Linked DNA regions of Homo sapiens: region 1 is linked to region 2. Evidence: read pairs that join two places in POLR2A ChIA-PET (ENCODE). Cell type or tissue: HepG2. All regions are shown on one strand. Each heading gives the region's core, and the rest is flanking DNA. Links, peaks and the distances in the headings are about the cores only.

Region 1 (16,809 bases), core at 4,042-12,041, 93 kb after region 2:
AACCAATACATACAGGATTTTATTTAGTCTACCCATAATTTTCATTAAAAGTATCCTTGGAGGTTGGGCATAGTGACTCACATCTATCATCCTAGCACTTTGAGAGGATTAGCTGGAAGGTTCTCTTGAGTCCAGGAGTTTAAGACCAGCCATGTCAACATAACAACACCTCATCTCTACCAAATTTGTTTTTAAATTGGTTGGGCGTGGTGGCTCACACCAGTAGTCCCACCAACTACTTGAGAGGCTGAGGTGGGAGGATCACTTAAGCCTGGGAAGTCAAGGCTGCAGTGAGCCAAGATCGTGCCACTGCACTCCAGCCTGGGCAACAGAGACCAGTGGCTCATGTCTATAATCCCAACACTTTGGGAGGCTGAGGTGGGAAGACTGCTTGAGGCCAAAAGTTCAAGACCAGCCTGGGAAACACTGAGACGCCATCTCTACAAAAATAAAAAATTAGCAGGAGCTATGGTGGGAGGATCACTTGAGCCCAAGAGATAGAGGCTGCACTGAGTCGTGATGGCACCACCCCACTTTAAAAAGAAAAAAAAAAGAGCTGGGTATGGTGACACCCGCTTGTAGGGCTGAGTGAGGTGGGAAGTTCACCTGGGCCCAAGAGTTCAAGACTACAGTGAGCTATGATTGCACTACTACACTCCAGCCTGGGTGAGAGAGTGAGGCTCCAGCTCCAAAAATAAATAAAAATAAAATAAAAAAATAAAAACCCCACCATTCTACCATTCTCAAAGGCCTAAAAGATCCTCATAAATCAATATACACCTATCCTATAAATTATGTCCCTTTTATTTTATGTCTGAATTAACAGCTTTTTATTTCAACTCTGTACAGTCTTCAAACAACCACCTTTTAGACATTAAAAATGAAGCAAAGATATTAAACCATTTTGAAACCATATTGGTTTAAAATACCGATATGCTGGTTTCATTTATCTTTAAGTTCTGACATTTCTGCTCAAGTACACAACTTACTATATAATCAATATCCTATTTTATTTAGCAACATGTTCAGCAAAAGTATATGCTCCTAAAAGCAAGTTTTATCCTAACGGTAAAATTTTCATCAGTTAGATTAAATTTTTTATGACTGTATCACACATGCTTCTTTCTCCTTATTCACAGCCGAGTACAATGCCTGGGGTTCATTTCTTGTGTCTTTTCCACTGAACCCTCATTGGATGTGCTATATACAGTGCAGCTAATGTTTGAGGCTGCTGAAGTGTGGCAATCTATCTACCTCATTTTTAATTTGTTTATGTTCTTTGATATCAGGCTATCAAAGAATATAAAGATATACAAGTTTTCATATGAGTTCCATCTTATGCTCAGAGAAGATTACTTTCTGAGGCTTCTCCTATAGTGTGCTATTCGTAATATGTTGAAAAACTAAAAGGAAACCCAATAATTTAAAAGTAAAATTATAAGAAATATTATTTAAAAATGAAAGAATAAGATTTAAAAATTCAGAGTGGCCTTTTGTCATGGGAGGGTAGGGAAGTTGGATGAAAGGAGGATGAGATATAAAAGGATTCCCTGCTTTTCTGGTTATTTAAGAAAGCAGTCAGACAATATATACATATACACATACATACATACATGCTAAACAAATGAAGGATTAATAACAGTTCACCTGGTAAAGAGAAGCATTTACAATGTAAAACAATTTTATTTTTGAATGACACTTCAAATGCCCAAAAGCACTTACATCTGTTACGTATGCCTCAGTAATCGGAGGACCCGAATTGGGCTGAAGCGTTCCCCAATGCTCCTCACCACAGTACTAAATACCCGGAGAAGCGCAGTCAGCTTTGGTAATGACACTGATGGAGGAGGGACGTCTTCATCCACTGATTCCCCAGAGGCCACATGGCTGAGGTCCTAGATGTGAATTCACAGCATTCTTAATAAGTAGTACATTGTTTAAAAAAAAAAAAACTCTAAAATATTTCAATCAATTCATTTTAGAATAGATTTTTAGGCTTTTAGAAAGAGAACTGTGGCCCATGAGAATATTCATGACTCTGAATATAAAAATGGGTTTTACCTAATTATTTCAAAAAGCCAACATTAAACCCAATAGACAACAAATTAAGGAAATAATCTCTTAAATCAACTCAGAAAGCTGTTGGGGAAAAATAAATTCTAGCACATATGCTCTAGTTATATGTAGGTATAAATGAAGACGGAAGCTTTTGCCACTCCTGAATTAGTTTTTGGCTAAAAATCTCATTCTAGGTATTCTTTGAGCCACTCAGCTCAACAGTAAGTCCTCCAAACCAAGAGCATGCACATGAAGAGCAAAGGGAGATTACAAGACCTGGTCTACAGATGTGTAACTGAAGAAGTACGATATATGAAAAGGACAAGATTCGCAAAAACTAGGATACTAGAACCAATCTATACATTTACCTAAAATTAAGCACCAAAATAACAGAAGAGAATGAGATCTTAAGGATAACAAGGGGAAGCATCTCTACAAACTAGAATGTGTGGCTTATGAGAGGTAGATCAGCTTTAAACGTGGGCTGTGAAAAAAGACATTCTAGGTGTGGGGGCAAAGAAAAAACAACACAGAAGCAAAACATTTCCTTGCTTTTCTAGGAAAGAGTAAACACATCAGTACAGCTAAAGGTACTGAATTCCTGTTGACTACAAGCAGCAAAGATGATAAAAACAAGATGAGGCCAAAATCTTTATGGGAGCCTTGATTGGTTGATCTGAATAGGGGAGAAACACAAAGAGATTCAGATAAGAGATAGCACAGAGTTAAGCCATGACAGTGGGGCCAGAAAAGCCAAGTACCAGTAACAGAGGCTTCAGCAGTGCTCTTAAAGCTCCTATGCTATATTCGTACAGCCACAAAAGCTGGCTGAAGCCAAGGCCTGTCCTCCAAAGTACGATTCAGATCTCCCGTACATATGTAAGAGGAAAATCTTTAGGAGCTTTTGGTGTTTTGTGTTTTTTTATAACACAACATCAATTTGCTTTAAGACTCTGAAGACTGGGAACAAAAAATAAAAATAAATAACAAAAAATGTCTTTAGAAAAATACCAGCTACCAAGAGTATGTAAAGCTTTGCGAAATACGAAGCTTGCAACGTTTCTTTTAGTCTCTCCAGTAATTCTCCTGGTAACTTAAATACATCTGAAATAAATGTTTAAAATACTGACTGAGCACGGGGGCTCATGCCTATAATCCCAGCATTTGGGAGGCCGACGCGGGTGGATCACCAGTGGTCAGGAGTTTGAGACCAGCCTGGCCAACATGGTGAAACCCCGTCTCTACTAAAAATACAAAAATTAGCTGGGCATAGTGGCGGGCACCTGTAATTCCAGCTACTCAGGAGGCTGAGGCAGGAGAATCATTTGAACCCAGGAGGTGGAGGTTGCAGTGAGCTGAGATCGTGCCATTGCACTCCAGCCTGAGTGACAGAGTGAGACTCCGTCTCAAAAAAAAATTTTTTTTTCAAAATATTGCAATGGGCTTGTAATTTCTGCTTAAATGTCAGGAGGTCTGAGCCATTTTAAAATAAATCTAGCACAATTTAAGATTTTTTCTTAACCAAAATTTTAAGAAACAGCTTTCTATATACTCACCTCAGCATATGCTTCCATGTCTTCTAGAAAATGACCAAGAAGAGTCGTAGAAAATGCAAGATCAGCTACCCAAAATGGCTCCAAACTCTGCAACCACCCTTGGAATCGTATAAGAAATTGTGAAAGGGTGGGGGGAGAAAAAACACCAAAAAATCCAAATTAAAAAAATATAAGAGGCTTGTTTTAAAAAGTATCCGGTTTTCAAGCAGCATACCCTAAAACATGTCCTATATCATAAAATTAAGACTGCTAAACATGCTGATCACGATTAACCAATACCTCTTTAATTAATACCTCTTTAATTTCTGCAAAAATTAACATGTAAATGTTATTTCCTTACTTTTTCAGTAAATTTCCTATCTATATTGTCACTACACATGACTTAACACTAAAATGCCACAATCTACCATTGGCCTGGCTAATCCCAGGGCCACATCTAACCATTAAAGGTGTATACTTATCTCCTCAGTGAAAATGAAACAGACCACTATCACCTGAATATCCTATTTTCAAAAGTTTATTACACCAAGTAAGTTACGAGAAACTATGACACTTGAAACAAGCTGAAATGTGCAAATGAGCCATGCTAGTCATTCACTTAACTCCAAAAAAATGGGAAACAAAACCATTTCTCATTTATGACAATTCTCCAAATTAACCCTATTTCCTTTTTTAAAAAAATAACCAGAAAAACAATAAAATGTTACAAATAACTTGGATCTTCCATTGTCCACTTCAGGGTATTGCCACTGCAATATATTCTTACCATATACTTTTTCCTACCAGTACAAACTACAAATAACTTGGGTAAGTCCTGTCTGTACTTATTCTACCCACCTACTAGTAATTTCTTCTGAAAATATATATTTAGCTAACAAGTAATGTTCATTTACAATATAACATTTCTCTGAATTAGTTTTCTTGCATTATTAAAGAAATGTTATTGATAGATGGTCACTGGGGGACCACTGCTCCTCCCCGACAGTATTTAAATAACTGGTATAGGCTGCAAGACTTACCAGATACCTGCTGCGTGAGCGAAGGTTTCTGAGTATGATCTATATGCCATCCAACTAATATATCAACTGTATCCTTGATGGAAACAAAGAGAGAGGGGGCCAATCATTTTAAGATATTACTGCCATTCACCTGTGGACCATTCCACAGCAAAAGATCCTAAAAGGAGCATCTATGTTCTACCTACTCAACATTCTAGAAACTTAGAAAGGGGAGAGGGGCAGGAAAATAAAAGAACTACATTTCTGACAACAATGAAATAGTTTATTTTCTTCAAATATTTTAAGGTACGAACGTCAGAAATAAAAATGCAGCATTTAACCCTGGAACCTCAAATATCACTGATTATACTCAAAGGAGCAGAGGCATTGTTTTCCATCTGATTCCTCAGTTCCTCACACACACAACCATCCCCCTCACCCCATGATCTGAAAAGCGAAATGAGGAATTCACCCTAAAATTAGTGTGGAGAAAACAAGCAAATTAGGTTATTTACTAAGTGACTACATAAAAAACTGAGTATGAGACCAAGAAAAATAGATTCTGTAGTTTTAGTTAAAAAAAAAATTGACTTGTAAATCCCAACTACTCGGGAGGCTGAGACACAAGAATCGCTTGAACCCAGGAGGCAGAGGTTGCAGTGAGCTGAGATTGCACCGCTGCACTCCAGCCTGGACAATACAGCCAGACTCCATCTCAAAAAAAAAAATAATTAATAAATAAATAAAATAAATATACTGAAAATATTTCACTCCACTAAGATGTTAAGCTAAAAACAAATACTGTTTTCTCTTCTTCAATGTTTGTTAACATTAGTCCTTAATAACATCTGTTTACAATATCCCTAAATGCTCTCTTTAAGATTCCACCTGTGATTAAATTTCAAATACAAAAAAGTAAAACGGATTTGGGAAACTTTTCTATAAAGTACAGCAATTAATTTGCAATCCAAAATATAAAGCAAATTTTATATAATTTATGCTTTACTATATTAGTACTTGCTTCACATTAAAATTAAAGATCAGTATGGCACCACACATGAATAACATGCAGGCTCAGGTTACCATTATACATAAATTTTTAAAATAAATATATGGCAAAAATAATAATTGTCATTCCATTGAAAGAATATTTATTTTGCAGCTGTTAAAAGACATTTTTCCCTAAAAAAAGAAAAGCTGTGCTTTACATAGCAATCTTATAAAAGAAATGCTAGAATCAGAAAACCATCATTTTAGGCTGGGTGCAGTGGCTCACACCTGTAACCCCAGCACTTTGGGAGGACGAGGCAGGTGGATCACTTGAGGTCAGGAGTTCAAGACCAGTCTGGCCAGCTCGATGAAACTCCGTCTCTACTAAAAATATAAAAATTAGCAGAGCACAGTGGCACCTGCCTGTAATCCCAGCTACTCAGGAGGGTGAAGCATGAGAACTGCTTGAACCTGGGAGGCGGAGGTTGCAGTGAGCCGAGATTGTGCCACTGCCCTCCAGCTTGGACAATAGAGCAAGATTTCGTCTCAAAAAAAAAGAGAAAAAGAAAACCATTATTTTGCAATAGCCAATGTTATAATCTACACAGGCACAGACTATCAATGCTAAAAATCATTTAAAAGACATCTTAGGGGTAATTACAGAAATTTGAATATAGAACACATATGTAATAAAATTCATTTTCTTAGGTATGATTACAATATTCTTGTTATACAGAAGAAAAACCTTATTCTTGGGAGATGCAAACTAAAACATTATGGGTTGAACTGTCATCATGTGTATGGTTTTCAGATGCTCAACAAAAGTGTGTGAGAAAATAAAACTGGCAAAATATTAGTAACTGGTAAATCTAGGTGAAGCATATTATTATGAAATTATTATCGTATTTACAGGTATTTATTTTACTGGTGCATCTATCTTTCTATGAATGTGAGAATTTTCACAAGAGCTGGGAAAATGTTCATAATTATGCATGCAGAATAAGCCCAAGCTGGTGGCATTCTGTTCAGTTACAGGTAATTTTCTGAATCTTCCCTCAAATTTTTCTCAAACCTCTATAATCAAGGGGAAAAATGTTTTGTTTTGCTTTGCTTTTTTGAGATAGGGTTGCCTATAATGGAGTGCAGTAGCTTGACCATAGCTCACTGTAGCTTCAACCTCCCAGGCACAAGCGATCCTCCTGCCTCAGCCTTCAAGTAGCTGGGACTACAGGTGCATACCACCATGCCTGACTTATTTTTTTTCCTTTTTTTTTTTTTTTTTTTTTTTTGATAGAAACAGGGTTTCACCTTGTTGCCCAGGCTGGTCTCAAACTCCTGGACTCAGGCGATTCACCAGCCTCAGCCTCCCACAGTGCTGGGGTTACAGGAGTGAGCCACCATGCCCAGTTAAAAATACACTTTTTATTTAAAAAAAAAAGAGAACACTCCTTATATTTCCTTTATATTTTGTAAACTACATACCCAAAATAAAGCATATCAAAAACTGTAAAAAAAAAAAAAAAAAACCCTAATATCAGATATTCCAGACACAACAATACCATAATTTAATCACTTAAAATCTTACTCAAAACTAAATCAATGATCTTTTAGGCCAGGTGTGGTGGCTCATGATAGTAATCACAGTACTTTGGGAGGCCAAGGCAGGAGGATCACTTGAGGTCAGGAGTTCAAGACCAGCATGGCCAACACAATGAAAATCCATCTCTACTAAAAATACAAAAATTAGCCAGGCTAATGGCACACTCCTGTAATACCAGCTACTTAGGAGGCTGAGGCAGGAGAATCGCTTGAACCTGGGAGGCAGAGGTTGCAGTGAGCCGAGATCATGCCACTGCACTCCAGGCTGGACAACAGAGCAAGACTCCGCATCAAAAAAAAAAAAAAGATATTTTAATATATTCAGATACACAAATATGAAATAAAACTAAGTAGAGCTGGTATTCATTTACACATAATTATCTTATACCGTTTGGAATAAGAATTTGGGGCACGTTAGCAAACCAAAAGGCTCAGAAAGACGTCGTGATATTTAGTTCTTGTCTCCCTCTACAAATGTGAAGCACTCTTCTATCCGGCATTCCTAGTGGAGTTCCTATTTTCAAATTTGCAAATCATTCTGGTGCTAAGCAATCTCAAAAAAAACATTTACTAAAAACCAGAGGAAAAAAATCTTATAACTTTGGGAGGCTGAGGCAGATGGATCACTGAGATCAGGAGTTTGAGACCAGCTTGGCCAACATGATGAAACCCCATCTTCTCTAAAAATACAAAAAGTTAGCTGGGTGTGGTGGCAGGTGCCTGTAGTCCCAGCTATTCCAGAGGCTGAGGCAGGAGAATCACTTGAACCTCTGAGGCGGAGGTTGCAGTGAGCTGAGATCGCGCCATTGCACTCCAGCCTGGGCAACAGAGTGAGACTCTGTCTCAAAAAATAAATATAAAAAAATAAAAAGCTGCTATTCTCCATTAATACCTGCAGGCCCGACAAAGGCAGCCTAGGAATTCTAGATGAATGGAATGAATACAACTTGCTGGAAGTTCTTAGGAAACAAAATGACTATTCACAGAACCAAATAAAAGCCTTCCACTAGAAACTAAAAATAATAATAATAATAATAATGGTTTTATATATATGCATACACAAGCAAAGCCAGAAGAGAATAAATAGCAAATGAATGAAAACTAGAAGCAAAAACAAACAGGAAACCATCTCTACATTTTTTTTACTCAATCGACCCTGAATGCTACAGCATTATCCAGGGCCGCAGAAAACACACATAATACTTTATTCCTGATAAACAATTCGATGTCCTTAAGTCCGCCAATATCACCGTACATTCTGTGCAATCAAGAAATTTACTCAGCTGGGCACAGTGGCTCACACCTGTAATTCCAGCACTTTGGGAGGCCAAGGCGGGTGGATCACCTGAGGTCAGGCATTCGAGAACAGCCTGGCCCACATGGCGAAACCCCATCTCTACTAAAAATACAAAAATTAGCCCGGTATGGAGGCATGTGCCTGTAATCCCAGCTACTTGGGAGGCTGAGGCAGGAGAATGGATTGAACCCAGGAGGCAGAGGTTGCAGTGAGCCAAGATTGCACCATTGCACTCCAGCCTGGGCAACAGAACAAGACTCCATCAAAAAAAAAAAAAAAAAAAAAAGAAAGAAAGAAGAAAAGAAAATTAGCCAGGTGTGGTTGCATGCACCTGTAGTCCCAGCACTTTGGGAGGCCAAGGCAGGAGGATCAATCAAGGCTAGGAGTTTGAGACTGCAGAAAGAAACCCTGTCTCTAAAAAAAAGGTCCAGGTAATTTCAGGGTCCAGCTCCACCACAAGCGCAGCTCCAGGGGCTGTTGAGTTTTGCCTTTATCATTCCAAGTAGTCCCTGCTCCAGACCAAGTCCCACCATCTGGCAGTCAGGTCAGTCCAACCACAGTCATATCAGGGCCCTTCCAGGAATTCTCGACGCAAACTGGAGGCCGATGGCGCGGGTCTTTTCGTGGACGGCGGCAGCACGGTCCTCGGCTTGCGTCCGTAGTTGCTCAGGCTTCTGGTTCAGGGCTGGGCGGCGGCGCCCCTGCGGCGGGCGGCCCGCACCAGGCTCTGCTGCAGCACGGGGTAGAGGCGCTGGCAGCCCTCGAGGCCCAGGCGTACGGCCTCCGCCCAGCTCTCTGTCAGGCCGCCCTCGCCGCTGCCCAGCAGCCCGGCCACCTGATTCAGCACAGGCATGAGCGCCACGGTGAGGCCGGCGGCGGCGCGCTCTTCCTCGAGCCGCGTGGGGTCCAGGAGCCAGGTGGGCGCGGGCCCCGGCGCGAGGCTGAGGCCGCAGCCCACCACCAGGTCGTACATCTCCACGCCCGCGTCGGCCAGGGCGAGCGCGGCGGCGGTGAGCGCGGCGGCCAGGGCCGAGCCACCGTCCTCCAGCAGCAGCGCCGACACCTCGAGCTGCGCGCGCGGGTAGCGGCCCAGGCGCACAGCCGGCTCCAGCGCCTCCTGCAGCGCCAGCGCCAGCTCACGCTCCTCGCAGCCGCCCGGGGGAGCGCGGCGCCGGCGGCCCGCGAAGGGTGCGCGGCGGAAGTCGCAGAGCAGGCGACCGCGCAGCGCGGCCGGGGCCTCGCCGCCTGCTCCGGCCGGGCCGCCGCCGCGCTCGCCGCCCTCGGCCTGTCGCGGGCCCGACACGGCACACAGCACCTTGGTGCCTCCCGCCTCCAGGTAGGCCGAGCCCTTGGCCTGGCTCAGCAGCCCGGCGCGCGCGTACACGGGCCGTAGCCGCGTTGGGTCGCGGGTGCCGGGCGCCTCCTCCTCGTCGGCCGCGTACAGCTGCGGCGGCTGCGATTCTTCAGGGCCGCGGATGCGGCGGTGATCCCCAGGCATGGCGGTTCTTGGCGTGCGAACCCCTTCCGCCCAACGCCCTGCCGCATCCACTGGTTCTTCCGTTGTTTAAAGACGCGCGGCTGCGCATGGGCTGTCGAGAGAGCGGCGGGAGGCACTACAGCGCCCCTGGAGGCCCGGAGGGAGAACGGCCCGGTCCCAGTTGTGCAGGGTAGCCGGATCCATCCATCTTGCTGGAAGGGAGGGGGGAGAGCAGCTCCAAGAAAGGCTTCTCTGCTTCCAACTACCTCCACCCCTCATCTACTGAATTATGAACGCCTTGCTCCAAGTCACCCCACCTATTTGGCCTCCACCTCCACAGACGTTTGAGGCAGCCCTAGGGGCTGTTCCCAAAATTTTGGGTTCTGGGGCTGGACTAGGTGAACACCACAGCAGCCAGCAGGAGCCACAGCATTTATTCTACAGACGCCAAAGGCTGTCAAAAGAGCCAGCCCCTATTGGGAAGAGGGATAGAGATCATGCGGCATTAAGTATTGCACGTGGTCCTTTTATTCTCTGCAGCAAAAACGATTCCTACTTGCTGACGCGGAAAGCTCAGGTCTGGAGAGCCGTTATCTATAGATGCGAGCGTGACGATCAACAGCAATGCGGGGTTAGTGGTTCTAGACCGATGGCACTGACGTGGAGGGCTCAGGGCAGAAATTTAAGGGGCACTGAGACATAGGACTGCTCCCAAGTGTGTTCCAGTTACTGCTGGGTTAGGAGGGGCTCTTTAAAGGTCCCAAGATTCAAATGTTCTTGTAGCAGATGAAGAGCTCTTGGCTGGACGGATGGATCCAGTGGGAGCCTCCTCCTTCCCCACTCAGTTCTTTACATCCCCGAGGCGCAGCTGGGCGAAGGAAGTGGCCAGCTGCAGCGCCTCCTGCAGGCAGCCAACGTTCTTGCCTGTGGCCTGTGCAGACACATCCTTGCCACCACCTTTACCGTCCATCAAGCCTGACACCTGCTGCACCCACTCGCTGGCTTTTAAGCCCCGATTGGCTGCATTCTAGAAGACAGGAAGGGAAGGGGGAGTCAGCACAGAAGATGGGATTGAGGGAGGAATGCAGGGAAAGAAAGGATGGAGGAGCCATCACCCACTCCTTGCCCTGGGTGATACTGCTGGAGGCCGAGACAGACTTTACGGCTGGTACAGGGGGCGGCCATGGCCACTGCCAGGACAGGACAGAGTGGCAAAGCCAGGTATCAACCAGATGTCTTCACCAATAAGAAGGCCTGGGTAAGGGGTACTGGCAAAGGTAACCAACCGGTGGGCAGAAAGGCTGTTTCGAATGCAGGCTGTACACACACAGGCCTCAGCCAACAACCTTAAGACCTAACACTTCCCACTGGTGCGAGGTGGTGCTGACCTGGGGAACTTGACACAGGCACGTGATCTTGCCAGCCTCATTGTCCACCGTGAAGAGCATGGCAGAAGTCTGAGGGGAGTGCATCTTGAAGAGCTTCAAGGCTTCATTCAGGGCCTGTGGGGAGGACCTGGCTCAGGCCACGGTGCTGGAGCAGGGACCCTCACTAGTGTGAGCATTTGCAGCCCTCAGAAGGCCTGCCACCCACCCCTACCCCTTCCCAGAGCAGGGGCTGTGCCCAGGGCCTGTGGGGAGGACCCCAGCGCCGGGCCCTGCCCCTACCCTGGCCCAGGTATGCCTCCCACATGCAGGGAGCTGCTGCTCCTCCCAATCTCAATCCCAGACCGTGGGCCCTTAGGCAACCACTTCGCTCAGAGCCACAGAGGCCACATGTCAGCCACCAGAGAGCTGATGAGCCCTAGGGGAGGGGACCCTGGCCCCTGGGTTGCCTTGGCTGAGGCGCCGCTCTCCATCTCCAGGATGACAAGAGGCTGGTTGGGGTTGCTGTCGATGAACTGCTTCGTCTTCTCTAACACCTGCAAGAAAAAAGTCCAGAACAGCAGCTCAGACCAAAAGCCCAGGCCCCGAACCCCTGGCTGTTCTGCCAGCCTTTGCCTAGGAAACACTCTGGCCACTGGTGCTGCCAGGACTCACTCGTTTCTGGACATCGGCTTTGCTGGCTCGGTCCAAGTCATCCATGACCTTCTTTAGGGATTTGAGAGTCTCCCGCAATTCATCCTTCTGCCACTGGGGGATGACTGCAGTGGCCAGGGCCTGGAACCAATAGACGACCATCTCAATCTGGGCCACAACTTGCTGGGATGTCAGGGTCCAGCCCACCCCACCCGAACCCAAGTCCTCCCTGACTAGTGTCCTGGAAAGGAAAGCAAGGAAAGCTTTGAGACCAGTCCCTTTAGGAGCAGCTGTGGCAGGTGAAACAAGCAGGGCTAGAGAGAAAGGAGCAGCAGAAAGCTGGGCTCCCAAATCAGGCCCGGTCCTTACCAGGCTGGGAACAGCCTGTGATAAGCTTCCTGGCAGCTTGAAATGCAAATAAATACCAGGCAGGCTTGGAAGCAGGGGCCAGCCTTAGCCCATTCCCCAAATCCCTCCACCCCAGTGCCCATACATGCTTGGGAAGAGCTCTCCTGCTAGCAGCACTGGGAGCAGCAGGGAATGTCCAGGGTCCAAGGACAGGATCCATGGGGTCCCTGCTACAAGGCTACAGGACAACAGAAGTCAGCCCAAAGGCCCATTCCACCAAGAACCAGGGCCTGACTGACTACAGATGATTTCCTGAAGACGGGGCATGTTTCATGCACCAGGCCCTGAGGACGGAGGGAGGGAAGCCGCCCCTACCTCTCCAAGGTCAGCGATCTCCCTCTGCACATCCTTGTTTGGAGCAGTCTGAGCCTTCACTTTGGCTTCCATGACAGAGAGACATTTCTTCAAGCTCTCTGCTTTCCTGAGGGCCTGGGAGGGGACACCGGGTCAACCCCAAGCAGGAGGTCTGAGTCAGACTCACTATCCTGTGTCTGAGCAGCTGCGGAAGCCCCGGCGGTAGGCCTTGCAGCAACATACCCCAACACCCCAAAAGTGTCTGTGGGGAGTAGGTGCTGGCAGCCCCAGGCCCCAGCAAGGAGCACAGTGCTCACAGGCCCATTGGCAAAGGCTGCACCCAACTCAGACTCAGGGGTGATCAAGCTCGAGAATCAGGAGCCCCTTCCCCCAGGAAGTGGCCACCCCTGGGGCTTTAGCACAAGTCAGACACACCAGTTCCCATGAAAGAGCACCCATCCTCTACTGCACGGCCTCAGACTAAGCACGCCCCTAGGAGTACATGGATCAGCGCTGGGGGCCCCGATGCCACAGCGAATCTATGTCTTACCCTCCTCCACATGGAGACAGGAGGGGGTAGATGGCCAGATTCACATTTTTTTTTTTTTTTTTTTTTTGGAGACGGAGTCTCGCCCCGTCACCCAAGCTGGAACGCAGTGGTGCGATCTCGGCTCACTGCAACCTCTGCCTCCCAGGTTCAAGTGATTCTCCTGCCCCAGCCTCCCAAGTAGCTGGGATTACAGACGCGCGCCACTACACCCAGCTAATTTTTGTATTTTTAGTAGAGACAGGGTTTCAGTATGTTGGTCAGGCTGGTCTCGAACTCTTGACCTAGTGATCCACCCGCCTCGGCCTCCCAAAGTGCTGGGATTACAGGCGTGAGCCACTGCGTCCGGCCTGATTCACATATATTTTAAAAGACTAAACATAGGAAAGCTAGGAGATCTTGTGTGGTGGCAGGTTTCTTCTGCCACTCAGGGGTAGGACACTGGGGCAGGGGGAGTGGCCCAGCCTGTACTTTCACTCTGACTGCAGCAGCCACGCAGAGCAGTGTTTGCTCTATGGATTCGCAGACTGGGCTCCTCTTGCCTTCTTCAGATAAGCCACAAACCAGCCTGACCTGCTCACCTTCTGGGCCTCGGCACCTGTGACAGCCACAATCCTCCGGATACCCTTGGCAATGGCTTCTTCCGTCACGATCACAAAAGCTCCTGCATGACTCGAGTTCCGCAGGTGCCTGAATGGCAGAACACAAAGTCCATAGTGAAAGAGGCCCTGGCAGCCCTTGGCTGGGGGGTCACACTAGCGGACAAGAGAAGCAGGAATGGGTTGACAGTCAGGGAAAGCCTGGGCTTGAGAGTATTCTGACACCAAGCGGGACACCAGCTCGCTGAGCCTGAGTGTTCTCAGTTCTCAAATGGGGATGATTCTCCCCACACAGTTGCTGTGAAAATCAAATGAGGTAAACATGAAAGTGCTTTGTGGTCCCTAATATCCAATACAGTCTTACCCTTAGGCTCTACGTGACAGTTTTGGTCTTGTAGTGGAACTTAAGCTCCATTTTTGTATTCTGCTCACTAGGTGACAATTTTGGAGGATTACTTTTAAAATCTTACCACAACCCCTTAAACAGGCTTTATTTCTCAGTTCAGAGAACCTCAAATGTTCATTAATTCATCCTCATTCTTTGAAGATAGTATAGTTTTTTTTGTTTGTTTGTTTTGAGACAGAGTCCTGTTCTGTTGTTCAGGCTGGAGTGCAATGGTGTGATCTTGGCTCACCACAACCTCTGCCTCCCAGTTTCAAATGATTCTCTTGCCTCAGCCACCCAAGTAGCTTGGATACAGGTGCCCGCCACCACTCCTAATTTTTGTATTTTTAGTACAGACAGGTTTTCACCATGTTGCACAGGCTGGTCTTGAACTCCTGACCTCAAGTGATCTGCCTGCCTCAGCCTCCCTAAGTGCTGGGATTAAAGGCATGAGGCAACATACCCAACCCTTGGTATAAAGTTTTTGAAAGCTGTTTCCTGTAGTCTAAAGGGTATGAGCAAACAGGTAATCAGGCAAAGTGGGACTCGTTTGAAGGCCCAATTCAGCTGGGCAGAAAAGCCTTGAACTCAATCCCCCAGGCCCCTATCCTACTCTCTGCACATCCTACTTGCTCCCTGCCTGCCAGAGGCCTGCAGGAGACCCTGGAGGGTCTCAACCATGACATTAAGAATGTTCTTTTCAGCCGGGCGTGGTGGCTCACACCTGTAATCTCAGCACTTTGGGAGGCTGAGGCGGGTGGGTCACCTGAGATCAGGAGTTCAAGACCAGCCTGACCAACGTGGAGAAACCCCCTCTCTACTAAAAATACAAAATTAGGCCAGGCACGGTGGCTCACACCTGTAATCCCAGCACTTTGGGAGGCTGAGGTGGGTGGCTCACGAGGTCAGAAGATGGAGACCATCCTGGCTAACAGGGTGAAACCCCATCTCTACTAAAAATACAAAAAATTAGCTGGGCGTGGTGGTGTGTGCCTGTAGTCCCAGCTACTCAGGAGGCTGAGGCAGGAGACTCGCTTGAACCCTGGAGGTGGAGGTTGCAGTTAGCCAAGATTGCGCCATTGCACTCCAGCCTGGGCAATGAAACTCCGTCTCAAAAAAAAAAAAAGAATGTTCTCTTCATGGCTGGGCATGGGGGCACATGCCTATAGTCCCAGCTACTTGGGAGGCTGAGGCATGAGAATCGAAGCCAGGAGGTAGAGGTTGCAATGAGCCGAGACTGTGCCACTACACTCCACCCTGCGGGACAGAGCAAGACTCCACTTCAAAAAAACAAACAAAAAAAACCACAATTCTTTTCACAAGGCTTCATTTGGAAGCAGAAACTTTCCAGGCCACCATGACCTTCCCAAAAAGGCCCAGAGAGATACAGAGGAATCCAAATTGGCAGAAGTGGCTATCCCAAGCCAAACTGAGCTGAGTCAACCACGTGGCCTGCTCGGGGGCTCTGAGACAATGGAGCTACATTCCCCAGATGCCGCCCAAGCTGTCAAAGGAAATTAGGTGAGATACCAGGAATGGGAAGGGCTAGGCCCACATCAAGAGCTCAACAAGCACTCCAGGCCTTGCTGAATCCCAAATTCACACAAGCCTTCTTGCTAGTTTCAGCCCAGCAAACAACAGCAAGCAACTGTGTGGTAATGTGAATACAATGTTTTCCCCCTTTTCCTCCTGGGAATGTTTCGTCAGGAAATGTTACCTTCAGATACAGGGATCTAATGAGCATGCTAGGATGCTGAGATTCTTGGGAACGCTATTTAGCAACGGCATTTCTGAGGACTTCACTTCAACCTTAGACAGACAAGAGTTGGTCCAGCCTAAGACCTACATCCTCAGAGGATGAAGGTAGATGACCTGTCTACTCTGCCCCTCTGCAGTACTCACGTTCCCCCACAGAACTCAACAGAAGTCAGGGAGCCAGCAGGCCCAGAGGGGTCATCCAGCAACTCGGACACCGGGACCCCAATGGAGACGACTCGCACAGGGTCAGGATAGGTCTCATCAAACACAGCCCGTAGGCCCTGGATGGCTTTCGCTGCTGCCAGGGGGCAATCCTGGGTATAGACGGCCTGCCAGACCAAGAAGACAGAAAAGAGCTGGAAGAGATCCCTGGAGGTGCGGTACGACGAGGCAGGAAAGCATGGTCCTGCAGGCAGGACTCGGGTTCCAACCTGGCTTGGCCTAGCACGTGCCATGAGCTTCCTCAATCACACGCCACGTGCAAAGTCAAGGGCATCAGTATGGGAATTTCCAACTATTTTGTTAAACTGTGGACCAAATCTCATATGTGAACAGACTTAACTAGAACAGCTCTGGTTCTCCCAAGGTGGGGTGGGACAAATGCCTCTCCCTCTCCCCTCCACCAACCACCACCACTGCCCCCGGCAAAAGCACAGATGGAGAATCACTGCTTTAAACAAACTTTTTTTTTTTTTGAGACGGAGTCTCGCTCTGTTTCCCAGGCTAGAGTGCAATGGCGCAATCTCGGCTCACTGCAAGCTCCACCTCCCGGGTTCACACCATTCTCCTGCCTCAGCCTCCTGAGTAGCTGGGACTACAGGTGCC
Region 2 (13,677 bases), core at 1,291-9,290:
GATCTGGCCCAACACTAGTCACCTGGTTACATCGTTCTTCCTTGGTCATCCTCTTACCTAAAGGACCGGGCATTGAGCTTGAGGTGGGAGAGTACCACATTCCCTGGAGATGCCAGCTGTGTATTCTCCTCGTCCTGCCGCATTCTGTGGGTCTCCTGCACCCACCTTGGCTGATTCAGGTGTTTCCCTTACACACATACCACAGGCGAGTGTTGCATGCAATAGCTTGGATTCCTTTTTTCCACATTTAAAGTTGTCTTCCCGGCACGGTGGCTCATGTCTGTAATCCCAGCAATTTGGGAGGCCAAGGTGAGTGAATCATCTGAGGTCAGGAGTTCGAGAGCAGCCTGGTCAACATGGCGAAACCTCGTCTCTACTAAAAATACAAAAATTAGCTGGGTGTGGCGGCAGCCACCTATAGTACCAGCTACTCGGGAGGCTGAGGCAGGAGATTCACTTGAACCCGGGAGTGGAGATGGCAGTGAGCCGAGATCGCGCCACTTCACTCTAGCCTGGGCAAAAGAGCAAAACTCTGTCTCAAAAATAAATAAGTAAATAAAGTTGTCTTGATCATAGTGGTCTGTTTGGTAGATGCCTGTTCAGCTACAGTGGTGCAGTTCATAGAAACATACTGTGCTAGGATAAAGAACTGCAGTACCACTGAAGCTGGTTCTTTGCTACGTCTTGCTTTGGATTTCATTTTACAGTTTTAAAAGCAAACAGTGTAGTCTCATTTTTGTTGGACTTTAAACTTAACAGCGTATGTTCAGACAGGGATTGAATATTTGCTTTCAGTTTGGAAAACCTTCTGTTCACTGATCTGATAACGTACATGTTTCTGAAACCAAGAAAAGAGCAGCTTGAGAGCCTGAATGCTGTGGGACATGAGCAGGCGAGCCCTGCCTTCCTGGCTCCCCCGCCGTCATCCGATGTGTGCACACGTCTCGAGTAACGTGTGAGAGCTGGGCCTCACAGCTTGGGCCAGTACGTGAGGGAGTAACAGTGGTTGGGAAATTGGAGCAAAAGAACAAAGCCAGAATCAGATGAAGACCATGGAGGGTTGGTGGGCTGTTTTAGAAATGATGATGAGATTGGCCATTTACCAAATGGTGAGAGAGCTTCTATAAATTATTATTTAAGAATTGCTGTAAGCTAGAATCACCACACAAGACATTTTAGAGAGGTGAAAAGACATGGATCCTGTTGTCATGGAGCTTAAGTCCAGGCTGGGGTGACCCCAGCTCATCACTCCTGGGCTGTGCCCTGAGCGTGTCAAGGATGAGACATCCTGGGAGTTTTATACGCCTCCTCTCTTGTCCATGTTAATAGTGTGAGCCATCAGCGCTTCCAGACATGCTCCATGCTTAATTCTGAAGGTCTGCTGCTTATGAACTTTCTGTCTCTTCCTATAGTACGCCCTGCATGTATACAATGAAGTGATGAGTGTTGGCCAGAAATACGGAATCCGGAATGCTGGGTATTACGCTCTTCGCAGTCTCCGAATTGAGAAGTTTTTTGCCTTCTGGGGTCAGGATATAAATAACCTCACCACGCCCCTGGAATGTGGACGAGAGTCTCGGGTGAAATTAGAGAAGGTACTGTGTTTACCCAGACTCCACTTTCACTCAGCATCCCGAGTAGTGAATCTGCACTAGACTAGGAAGAAGAACTGATGTGACAGGAAAAGGGGGAAAAGATTGAGGCCTTGATGTTAGCATCAGGTAAATGAGGACAAGAGTGCCCTGAGAATGAAAACTTTATAGGATAAAATATCTTCAAATGAAAACATAATAATGGTGGCTCACGCCTGAATCCCAGCACTTTGGGAGGCTGAGGCGGGTGGATCACCTGAGGTCAGGAGTTCGAGACCAGCCTGGCCAACATGGCAAAACCCGTCTCTACTAAAAATACAAAAAGTAGGCCGGGCACGGTGGCTCACACCTGTAATCCCAACACTTTGGGAGGCCAAGGCGGGCGGATCACAAGTTCAGGAGATCGAGATCATCCTAGCTAACACAGTGAAACCCCGTCTCTACTAAAAATACAAAAAATTAGCCGGGTGTGGTTGCGGGCGCCTATAGTCAGGAGAATGGCGTGAACCCAGGAGGCAGAGGTTGCAGTGAGCCGAGATCACGCCACTGCACTCCAGCCTGGGCGACAGAGCGAGACTCCGTCTCAAAAAAAAAAAAATTTACAAAAAGTAGCTGGGCGTGGTGGCCAGCACCTGTAGTTCCAGCTACTCGGGAGGCTGAGGCAGGAGAATCACTTGAACCTAACAGGCAGAGGTTGCAGTGAGCCAAAATCGCACCACTGCACTCCAGCCTGTGTGACAGGGCAAGACTCCGTCTCAGAAAAAAGAAAACATAGTAAATAGATGACACTTGGTCAGGTGCGGTGGCTCACAACTGTAATCCTAGCACTTTGGGAGGCCAAGGCAGGAGGATCACTTGAGCTCAGCCTGGGCAATACAGCAAGACCTTGTCTCTGAATTACAATTGAAAAACAAACAAAAAAACCCACTTATTTCTAGTGTTCTGCTGTCTAAAAGACTGAGTGCTTTCTGGGAAGCTATTCTGAGTTAATTATGGTGATGCATTAACATGCCACGAATATTTGTACAAACTAGTCGTCCTATAGTCAGCTGCCTAATTTTTGTGGTTTTTTTCTTTTGTTTTTGATTTTGAGGTGGGGTCTCATTCTGTCACCCAGGTTGGAGTGCAGTGGCGCGATGTTGGCTCACTGCAATGCCCTCTCATGCTCAAGTGATCCTCCCACTTCAGCCTCCCAAGTGGCTGGGACCACAGATGCACAACCATGCCCAGCTAATTTTTTTGTATTTTGGTAAAGACAGAGTTTCACCACATTGGCCAGGGTGGTCTCGAACTCCTGAGCTCAGGTGATCCGCCCTCCTCGGCCTCCCAGAGTGCTGGGATTACAGGCGTGAGACAGCACACCCGGCCTAATTTTTTTGGTTTTTTTGTTTTGGGCGGATCACCTGAGTTCACAAGTTCGAGACCAGCCCGGCCAACATGGTGAAACCCCGTATCTGCTAAAAATATAAAAATTAGCTGGGCATGGTGGCAGGCACCTGTAATCCCAGCTACTCGGTAGGCTGAGGCAGGAGAATTGCCTGAACCTGGGAGGCAGAGGTTGCAGTGAGCCGAGATCATACCATTGTACTCCCACCTGGGTGACAGAGCAAGGCTCCATCTCCAAAAAAAAAAAAGGTAATAACCCATTTTGGAAAATATAAAGAAGGAAATTAAAATCACCCATATTTTGTCTATTTAATGGTAGTAACTATTTTTTTTTTCTTTCTTGAGACGGAGTTTCGTTCTTGTTGTCCAGGCTGGAGTGCAGTGGCGCGATCTCAGCTCACTGCAATCTCTGCCTCCTGGCTTCAAGCGATTCTCCTGCCTCAGTCTCCCGAGTAGCTGTAAGCCATCCAGCTAATTTTGTATTTTTTGTCTTTACCAAAATACAAAAAATTAGGTGGGTGTGGTGGCGCATCTGTGGGCCCAGCTACTTGGGAGGCTGAAGTGGGAGAATCACTTGAGCATGAGAAGGCATTTTTGTATTTTTTCTTTTTTTAGTAGAGATGGGGTTTCTCCAGGTTGGTCAGGCTGGTCTCGAACTCCTGACCTCAGGAGATCCCCCCGCCTTAGCCTCCCAAAGTGCTGGGATTACAGGCGTGAGCCACCGTGCCTGGCCATAATCACCGTTAATAGTTTATTCTAGTCTTATTTGTTGTACATATGTGTATATATGTGTGTATGCATTGAATATAGATGTGCATGGTCTTGTTGGGATTATATAAAAAAGTCTTTTTTTTTTTTTTTTTGAGACAGAGTTTTGCTGTGTCAACCGAGGCTGGACTGCAGTGGTGCAATCTTGGCTCACTGCAGCCTCTGCCACCCAGGTTCAAACGATTTTCCTGTCTCAGTCTCCCTAGAATTATAGGCACACTCCACCAGAATCTTGGCTCACTGCAGCCTCTGCCTCCCAGGTTCAAGTGATTTTCCTGTCTCAGCCTCCCAAGTAGCTAGAACTATAGGCACACTCCACCACACCCAGCTTATTTTTGTATTTTTAGTAGAGATGAGGTTTGCCTCATCTCTGTTCAAGGCGTGAGCCACCACGACTGGCCAATATAAAAACATTTTTCTAAAGTACTGGACTGATAAGGTATTTTATTAAGTGAGTGAGTTTTCTTCCTAAACGTTTTTGTTCTATCTGGTCTTGTGACTTTATGTTTATAAAATAGGAAACAAAATGCGTACCTCTGTTGTTACAAAAATTACCGCGGCGTCTTTTATATTTCACATGCAGTTTTTCACATGGTAGAAATCGCACAGTTTCCCAAAAGCTGGCAGGGTTGTGGGAGGAGGCGGCTGTGCCCCATTGCAGTGACACCAGGGGACCCTTCCCACGGTGCTGCTCTCTGTGCCGAGGGTCTGAGTGTCGCTGGATGACTCGGCGTTTCCTTTCTTTCTTAGGGCATGGATTTCATTGGTCGCGACGCCCTCCTGCAGCAGAAGCAGAATGGAGTGTATAAACGCCTCACCATGTTCATCCTGGACGACCATGATTCAGACCTAGACCTTTGGCCTTGGTGGGGAGAGCCCATTTACCGGAATGGGCAGTATGTTGGCAAGACCACCAGCAGTGCCTACAGCTACAGCCTGGAGCGCCACGTTTGCCTGGGCTTTGTGCACAATTTTTCTGAGGACACGGGGGAAGAGCAAGTGGTGACAGCAGATTTCATCAACCGGGGAGAGTATGAGATTGACATCGCGGGATACCGCTTCCAGGCCAAGGCCAAGCTCTACCCTGTCGCCTCCCTCTTCACCCAGAAGCGCCGAAAGGATGACATGGAGCTGAGTGACTTACATGGGAAGTGATGCCACCAGGGCAGCCTCACCTCCTCCCCATCATCTTGTCCTAGAGTGGGCGTCACCTTGGAGCTTCTCTTCCTTCCGCCTCTGTTCCTCTTCTGGAGCCTTTGCCTCCCATCTCTTATCTCCTTGATATAATTTTGAACTTGACCTACTTTAAACTTTTTTGCTCTGCAGCCTTCCTTGCCCTTCCACCTCCTCCTCCTAATATTCACTCTGGGCTCTTCTTCCCTTCCCACCCCTCACTCAGCTTCTCGTGGTGGCAGGAGGTATGTCTGACAGGACAGAAGCAAGCTCCACTGTGGACATGAGTGATGGTGACAGCTGCTTTCAAATTCTGCATCTCAAGGCAGGGCAAGCCGGGGTGGTGCAGGTCTCAGGGCACGAGTCCCTCTCCCTTGGGTTCCATTTTCTTGGAGCAGCCTATTAGTTCTGGTGGGGTTGCCGTGTGTCGGATGCAGCCCTGAGGGGCAGCTCGTGCCTGCAGCCCGGCAGCTCGTTCTCCTGTTCTGCTGTGCTGTGGGCTGGCACTCGATACCTCTGGCAAGAGGATGATTATCTACCTCACTGATAAGAGGCATCGCATGGACGTTCTCTGGTCTGTAGTGGAGACAAGCAGTTAACCTAGCACCATCCTCATCCTCCCTGCAGAAGCCATTAGCAGACCTTTGGGCCAGGGCAGCCTCCCTATAATTTTCTTCATCTCTTGCTAATCTCTATAATAAGGTTGCTTTTTCTTTCTTAGTTGAGTAAACAAGTAAGCCACAGTGTTTGAAAGGGAAAAACCATATTGCCTTGTGTGTTGCTTTTCCCAGTCAAAAGGGTCTGACCTTAGAAAGTCCCCACCAGTGATGCTGAGTGTTCTGCTATGGAAACAATGCTGCTTTTCTCTCAGCTGTCCAAAGTTCAGCCGTTCCTCCTTCCCCTTCTCCCAGTGCGTTTGACTTTGTCAGGTCAGCCTCACTTGTCCCTTTCACAGTTGGCCCATAAAGTCATGTTTCTCTCCCTTTAGAATAGGGAGGGGAAGGGATCAGGTGTGTTGTCCTGGGCCTTTCAACCTTGCGGGCTGTGCTGAGTTCCAGAGAGCTGCCGGAATTCCAGGTTTGACTCTCCAGCACAGAGCAGAGCTACACAGAGGTGACCCACGTTAGTCCACTGAGAGTTCTGAGTCCAAAGGGTGTACGTTGCATAAGGCTAGAGACCGCTTTTCCTCCTTTCCCCCCAGGCTCTTTGTTTCCCTCCACCCACCCTTCCATATCCTCTGGAGCAGGAGACAATGTGGGTGCCCAGAAGTGCCCTGCGCTTTCAGGCAGTGTCTCTGTTTTCCCAAGGTGAAACTTAGATATCATGGACTGTTGTCCAGCCTCAATGCTTCATTTTCCCCTTGCATATCAACTGCCCTAATCTGACTTTTTTTAAGTGCAAATAAACTGCTATAAGACATTTTGGTTAGTAAAACTCTAGCCTTTGGCGTGTTGGTATCTTGGAAGCATTAGCTCTGATAGGTCTATAAGTGTATTAAGGGACATCCTTCCATTTCATTAGAGCAGCTTAAAATGCTCAGGTGTCTGCCTTCTCTGGTGTTTCTTTGGGATCTCTGTTTACCCACTTACGCTGGCTCCTTCTAGACATTTCTTGCCACTTCCCCAACTAGACCACTCCTAGTGATTACTGACTTTAGTGCCTAAACCTTTTTGGAAGGTTCTGGTTGGCTTGTTAGAGGAGCATATGATTAGAATTCTGTTTGGGGGTCTAGTTGTCTTGGAGCAAGTATGTACTTAACTAGCCGAGAGATGCTGCCTCTAGGCAGAGAGGAGGAGAGGTGTTGCCGGCTGGAGGGCCAACCAGTGAACACCAGCTGTGAAGGCCTTGGGAGAGGAGGAACAGGCCCTTGGGCAGATGCAGGCATTACCAGCAGGGAGCAGACTTACCTCCGAAGATGGAGACAGGTGACTGAGAGCTGCAGGCCTCCTCTGCTCTTCCAAACACGTAGCATTTGCACCCCTCCAAAGCCATCTTTGTAAAGGAAAACGTATTTGTAATTGAATCCAGAAGAATTTAGTTACACATAGACATAACTCTTCAACCTTAACTATGGCAATACATTTGTGCTTTAACTGTTACATAGCAGTATCACCACTTACCAGGATCCAAATCGAAATAATAAAAGCTGTCTCCATAGTTTAAAATCGAATAGTGCCATCATCACAGTATATTAGTCAAATAGAAGCTTCATCAGAAATGTATCCCACATAGAGTTTTAAGACTTGGATTCTCTTCTGCCCTTGTTAATCTCCAACTAATTACTACAGATTGACACGTTTTTAATTAGCTGTCCTTTGTAAGAAGTCAGGAAATCTGATGCTGTGTCCAAAATTATGCACTGTTTGTTGAAGTAGAACCAGAAATCCTGACCTCCTGTTAAATGACATCAGTTTCCCCCTCTGAGCAACAGACTGCTTGTCTTGCTAGGAGAGGAGGATGGGGGGCTGAGCACTCAGGCTGTCCATTGAAACCCCTTGTCCATGAATAGGGTCATACTCCTAAGACTGATGGGGTGTTGATCTTCTAGGACATCACTTGTTTATTCAGTGCCCCAAACACAGATTTCTCTTCTAGCACTTTAGAGTTGATCCTTGAAGTCTCTCCTGGTTCATTCAAATACAAGCTGTGTGAGTCTGGTGGTTTTCTGTGATTGGTCTAATGTGAGCTCTTTGAACAGACAGATCTGACAGTGAATGACTCTCCCCTGCTTCTGGCATAACTGCTTTGCCTCTGTCTAGTGTCCAAGCATCTTAGCTGTTCAAGAGGAGAGGGCAGCATAACTTCCTGACCACCGGTGTCAGATATCAGAGCATTCTGGACTCCTGAGAGGCAGTGGCCTCTTGAGTGAACAGGGGAGGCCAGTAGATGCCCCAGATCCAGAGCCGTGGCTGCAAATCCAGCAGGAATAAGGAGGGACAACCACAGCCTCCTCATCCATGTGTCATTTCCAAGGGTTTGCCTTGTGTCTCAGCTCATTCTGGGCAGCACGTTTGTCTTCTGTCCCTAGAGATTTGAAGGATTTTGGACTCTTGTGAATGGGTGACTGGACTTGGCTTTACAGAGTTGGGTGCTTTTTTCTCTCTGCAATTACCTGTCATAGCATTTTGTGCTCACCACGAAGGATGGTCTCTGCCTTCTCTTGTCGGTGTATGCCATCTGAACCTAGGAACACAAAGTATATTGGCCTCAAACGGAGACCCAGGGTTGCCAGTTTTCCGTGGGCCTTCCCCTCCCTTGAAATGTCTTTAATTACCTCCCCTTCATCGTCAGGCCACGTGTGACTTCTGTTCTTAGCACTGCCAGGGTCATTGACTTCCATCTAAGCTTGCATCAGGAAGATGTTCCTTCTGTGATCATTGGTACTGAAGCCAGAAAAGCTCTCATTCAGGAACTCTGAAGAGCAAAAAGGGACAAACACTAACTGCTGAGCTGGGCCATTTGATCTCCTTTCACCTTGCATTGCTGTCACAGCACCTTGTATGATGGCAGGACAGGCTCCAGCAGAGAGAACTGCACAGTGACCACTGTATTTTTCACGCTCTTCCAGGGATCCCTGTCCCCCGACATTGAAGAGATCTCATTCAGGCCAGAGACACAGAGACCACATAGCCCAGTGATTAAACCCCGGTTTCACTCTGGCCCCAGGAGTGGAGCCTGGCCACTCCTGTTTGGTTCTCACTGGGAGGCCCACTGGCCTTGGATCATCTCCTCATGCACACCCGGAGTTTTACCTGCTTGCTTGCTTTCCTGGACTGCTGTTTGCAAGAAAGTAACTAAAACATGAAAAGTAAACCTCCAGCTTCCACAGTATATTACCTGCCGTTGCATGCATTTGAAAGTTAGCCTCCTCCCTTGCCACCGTCTTGGTGGCAGTAGCGATGCAAGAATGATGGGAGCTTTCCGAGAGCGTTCAGTGTTTCACTGAAGACAGGACCCATAGCCTTCATTTCTGGCTCTGTGTCTCCTCTGGCATATGGACACATTTCCTGGCATTTGCCTGAGTCTACACCACTTTTTGAGAACCTGAAATAGAAGGGAATCTTCTGTGGCCCACAGTCTCCATATTGGCACTAGAAGACTGGCCTGGCGGAGGAATTTGCGTTGGCTTGCTTTCAGGGGTTAGCTACAAGATTCAGCTTTATATCTCTGTTGCTTCTTGGCCAGTGTAGTCAATAAGGGTCTTCTTTAACATCTAAGATAGAGGTTTGGTTGGCCGGGCGTGGTCGCTTACTCCTGTAATCCCAGCACTTTGGGAGGCCCAGTGAGGTGGGAGAATTGCTTGAACCCAGGAGGCAGAGGTTGCAGTGAGCTGAGATTGCACCACTGCACTCCAGCCTGGGTAACAGAGTGAGACTCTTGTCTCAAAAAAAAAAAAAAAAAAATCTAAGATAGAGGTTTGGTCAACAGTGCTTAATAATAAATAAGAACCTCCTGCCATTCTAATTTTCCTGCTGCACCCCATCCCCCACACACCCCTCACGAACATTGATATAAGCAGTATTAACACAGTATAAAGAATGTTCACCTTGCATATGTCATTTCAGGCACATGGATTCAGGAGAAGCACAGTTGAGTGGAAGAAATGGTAGACTTGTGAGGCTTGCCCCAGGCCTTGTGTACACGCAATAAGTGGTGAGCCATGGGTCTCTCCGTCAGCGCCTCCCTCCCCGCCACCACTTCAGGCCAACAATTTAAGGTGCTGAGTTGTAAGGCTCCTCCATTGTCAGTACAGGGCTCGCCTTTGTAGCCCTGATCACTACCAGTACACTTTTCAAGACAACTGAGTATTTTTGTATGCCTTTGCCTTCCCTTTGTCCATGAAACATGAAGAGTTGTTTATGGTTCTTGACTTCTCTGAGCAGAGTGTCTGCATCTCTTGGAGAGTTACACATTTCTTCATGAGCCATTTTTCTCATTCTTAGATGCACCTGTTTTTATCCTTTGCAGACCATCTTCTGCCTTCTTATTTTCCTGTCTGTCAAAGACAGAAATTACAGGAGATAGGGAGGGTTTTTTAGCATCTCTTTCAAAAGATGTATGTCAGAATTTCCTTTGCACACCAAGAACTGGAGCTTAGAGCCCCACTATTCTCTAAGCCAGGTTCTAGTGCCTTACACTCCAGAATGTCAGATGGTGGGTGCAGATTGGAAGAAAGAGAAAAGTTCATCTCGGTGTGTGGGTTCCCATCCGCCCCACATAGCCTCTCCTTCTTCGGAACAATGGGCGTGGGGTAGAAAGCTCTTTCAGTGAAGGGTGTTCTAGCAGCTCAGTTAACACTTTACTCTCCAGTCAACACTTGGGACATATAAAAATGCCATTGTAACTACTGTAGAGTCCTGTGACTCATCGTTTGTGTTTGTCAATTTGCAGTTCAGCTTAGCCCTTCCCTGTTCCTGTGTAGTTACAATCTGGCCCTGAAGACATCCGAGGCACTTCAGTAAGTGGGATCTTTTCTAGAGATCCTGGGTGACTTTGGGTGCACAGGGTGACCGAGCATTTCTGCCCCTGTGAATGTGGCACTAACACTGTGCACTGTCTCCACCAAGCAAGGTTTCCACTGAGTTTCTTCTCATGTTACTGGGTTTGTAAATGAATAAACACATTTTAACTACTCTTGCACGGCTGCTTGTGAAATGTTCTTCATCTGTAGTGACTTAAATGTGTTTGCCACCACAAAGCATAAACAGCGTGCAGAGGAGAGTGTGTACCTCCCTGTGTGTACCAGTGTGAGGGAGGATTTGGGGACGGGGGTAGAGAAGATGTAGGTGTTTATCTTACCCTCCCTGCAGCGCTGGAGTGGCTGGGGGTAAAAGCTTCCCGCCTCCTGAAATTCCGACCGGCCTTCTGCCTACAGCTGACCTCAGGAGGAACCTGCCACCTGATGTTCCACACGGGCACGTGTGCACTCAGGTTTGTGTGGAAAGCAAGGGGGGTCGTGTTCTCACCCTGTGGAAACAACCCTGAGAGAAACAACCAGTGCTCTTTTTCTACACCAGCTTCCATCCACAAGTTGGTCCCTGGACTTGACCTGTTCACTAATTTTTTTTTTTGAGGCAGAGTCTTGCTCTTTTGCCCAGGCTGGAGTACAGTGGTGTGATCTTGGCTTACTGCAACCTCCACTCCCAGGTTCAAGTGATTTCCTGCCTTAGCCTCCAGAGTAGCTGGGATTACAGGCACGCGCCACCATGCCCAGCTAATTTTTGTATTTTCGTAGAGACGGGGTTTCGCCAGGTTGGCCAGGCTGGTCTCAAACCCCCAACCTCAAGTGATCCACCCACCTTGGCCTCCCAAAGTGCTGGGATTACAGGCGTGAGCCACTGTGCCTGGCCCAAAGTAATTTTTGAGTAGTTTTTTTTTTTTTAAGTATTTGTACTTTTGAGAATCTCATAGGTTAACATGTTTACAACAATCTCTTCATCTTGTCTTCTAAATCAGCCCCTTCTATTCCAGTTCCAGGAATAGTCAACCACGCCAGAAACCTGGGACTCACCTGGTCTCCCCACTCGCCTCTCCCTACACCTCCCGCTCATTACCCAGCCTCACAGGGCTGTCTCCTCAGTGCCTCTCCTCTGTTCGGACCTCACTGTCCCCACCACTGCTGCTGTGGCAGAGAGGGTTGTCAGCCCTGACTTCGAGAACAATCTCTTACTGATTTTCCTGCTTCTCATGTCATCCCCCCTCCCTCTGCAGGGTTGTCTTTGTAAAACAGGGGAGGTCAATTTACTCACTGCCTTGAAACCCTCAAGGGACTCCCCTTTGTCGTGAGACAAAGCTCTCAGTCCTTAGCCTGGCCAGCCAGGGTCTCCAGGGTGTGGCAGGCCACGCTGCCCCAGGGCTCCGGCCTGCGCTGCGTGTGATGTGGGTCCTGCAGCCGAGTGCGTGCTCGCCATCCACAGCTGGATCTCACCTCGAATCCTGCTTTCCAGTCACACTGAGAGGTCTCCCACTCCCATATTTGCTCACTAAAATGCCTCCTGGCAGCCCTCCCCTGTGCTTGTGGAAAGTCGCAAATTGAGGATCACATGGACCCCCACTCCCCCAAGTTGTCCTGACAGAGACCTCCTGTCTTTCATTTGATTGATTGATTGAGACGGAGTTTTGTTCTTCTTGCTTAGGCTGCTGGAGTGCAGTGGCGAGATCTCGGCTCACCACAACCTCCGCCTCCCAGGTTCAAGCAATTCTGCCTCAGCCTCCTGAGTAGCTGGGATAACAGGCATGCGCCACCATGCCTGGCTAATTTTGTATTTTTAGTAGAGACGAGGTTTCACTATGGTGGTCATTGGTCAGGCTGGTCTCGAACTCCTGACCTCAGGTGATCAACCCACCTCAGCCTCCCAAAGTGCTGGGATTACAGGTGTGAGCCACAGTGCCTGGCCCCTCCTGTCTTTCAAAAGCTCTGCCCAAGACCACCATCATCCCACAGTGGAGCCTTTCCTTCCCCAAGAGAATGGCCCCTTTGGGGTCCTCACACACCCGTTTCTGATGTGTCTTTATTTGGTTATCTGCCCTGCTCCTTCTGTAAGTCCCTCGGAGAAAGACTCGAATTCTCCCAAACTCCAACACCTCACATGGTGTTTGGTGTTTAACAGATGATTAAATGAATGGGCAAAAAGTGGAGGGCAAAATCTTTAAAATGTCTTTTAAGATTTAAGGATTTTAGGCCAGGTGCGGTGGCTCACACCTGTAATCCCAGCACTTTGGAATGCCGAGGCGGGCGGATCACCTGAGGTTGGGAATTCGAGACCAGCCTGACCAACATGGAGAAACCTTGTCTCTACTAAAAATACAAAATTAGGCGTGGTAGCGCATGCCTATAATCCCAGCTTCGCGGGAGGCTGAGGCAGGACAATCGCTTGAACTCAGGAGGTGGAGGTTGCAGTGAGCCGAGATCACGCCATTGCACTCCAGCCTGGGCAACAAGAGCGAAACTCTGTCTCAAAAAGAAAAAAAGATTTAAGGATTTTAAATGTTTGATTTTTTTTTCTTGTTGAGATAGAGTCTTGCTTTGTCGCCAGGCTGGAGTGTAGTGGCGTGATCTCGGCTCACTGCAACCTCTGACTCCCTGGTTCAAGGGATTCTCCCACCTCAGCCTCCCGAGTAGCTGGGATTACAGGCACACGCCACCACGCCCAGCTAATTTTTTGTATTTTTAGTAGATACCGGGTTTCACCATGTTGACCAGCATGGTCTCGATCTCCTGACCTTATGATCTGCCCACCTCAGCCTCCCAAAGTGCTGGGATTACAGGCGTGAGCCACCGCGCCCGGCCTGAAAATTTTTAAATGATTGTTTGCCGACTTTACAACAGGACGATGTTGTTGTTCGCAGGCCAGTAGGTGGCGCTGTGGCACGTGATCTGAGCCTCCTGGATTCACACAACTGTTCATGTGGAGAACCCAGTGCCGGGACCCATTAGCACCCCAGTCAGGCTATGCGTCTCCCTCCCAAGGGTGCTCACCTGGTGTGGCCTTCATGGCACAGGGGGAGTGAGATGAGGCTCCTTTAGTACACCCTCCCCTGAGAAGAGCGACGTGTGCTTACCCTCCAGTGGCTTGTTCTCATGAAAGGCTCCACAGTTAGGGACCTTCAGATGCTTAGATCTGGGGTGTCACCTGACTCAAGCAGCTCAGAATCCCAGATTGTTGTGGTGGGTCAAGGGCATGGGGCTTTGGGTTTACTGGCCTGGGTCTGAATGCCAGCATTGCCTCTTCCTTGGTGTATAGGACCTTGGGTGGTT

What was found. ChIA-PET counts read pairs that join two places held together with the same protein. Peaks named below come from ENCODE experiments on the same cell type or tissue, not always from the same donor. Only the 100,000 strongest peaks of a DNase experiment are listed, where the experiment ranks them.
Region 1: POLR2A ChIA-PET joins it to region 2 with 11 read pairs; 6 of 35 experiments call an interaction of 5 or more read pairs at or near these places.

What each region holds. Positions count from the first base shown.
Region 1 is chr16:70,241,905-70,258,713 of GRCh38, forward strand. EXOSC6 (exosome component 6) reads right to left here and starts at 10,036. Exons shown (of 1, transcript NM_058219.3): 1 at 4,874-10,036. The coding sequence starts at 9,996. The coding sequence ends at 9,178. AARS1 (alanyl-tRNA synthetase 1) reads right to left here. Exons shown (of 21, transcript NM_001605.3): 15 at 16,129-16,313; 16 at 13,824-13,932; 17 at 12,717-12,830; 18 at 12,015-12,134; 19 at 11,810-11,896; 20 at 11,364-11,477; 21 at 10,394-11,002. The coding sequence ends at 10,817. It also overlaps the pseudogene SMG1P7. RefSeq lists silencers at 9,243-9,562, 9,693-9,782 and enhancers at 10,163-10,212, 10,253-10,442, 11,077-11,577. In HepG2, for the core only: CTCF peaks have their summits at 9,341, 10,103 and 10,882 (motif pointing left); DNase peaks (open chromatin) are centred at 9,307 and 10,077; H3K4me3 peaks cover 2,246 bases.
Region 2 is chr16:70,151,979-70,165,655 of GRCh38, forward strand. It overlaps PDPR (pyruvate dehydrogenase phosphatase regulatory subunit), which reads left to right. Exons shown (of 19, transcript NM_017990.5): 18 at 1,413-1,595; 19 at 4,497-10,559. The coding sequence ends at 4,901. It overlaps LOC400541 (a long non-coding RNA gene), which reads right to left. Exons shown (of 3, transcript NR_126007.1): 2 at 6,827-6,911; 3 at 4,362-4,526. Among named protein-coding and RNA genes, the nearest start is that of CLEC18C, 15 kb to the right of the region's middle. In HepG2, for the core only: a CTCF peak has its summit at 6,803 (motif pointing right); a DNase peak (open chromatin) is centred at 5,813; H3K4me3 peaks cover 602 bases.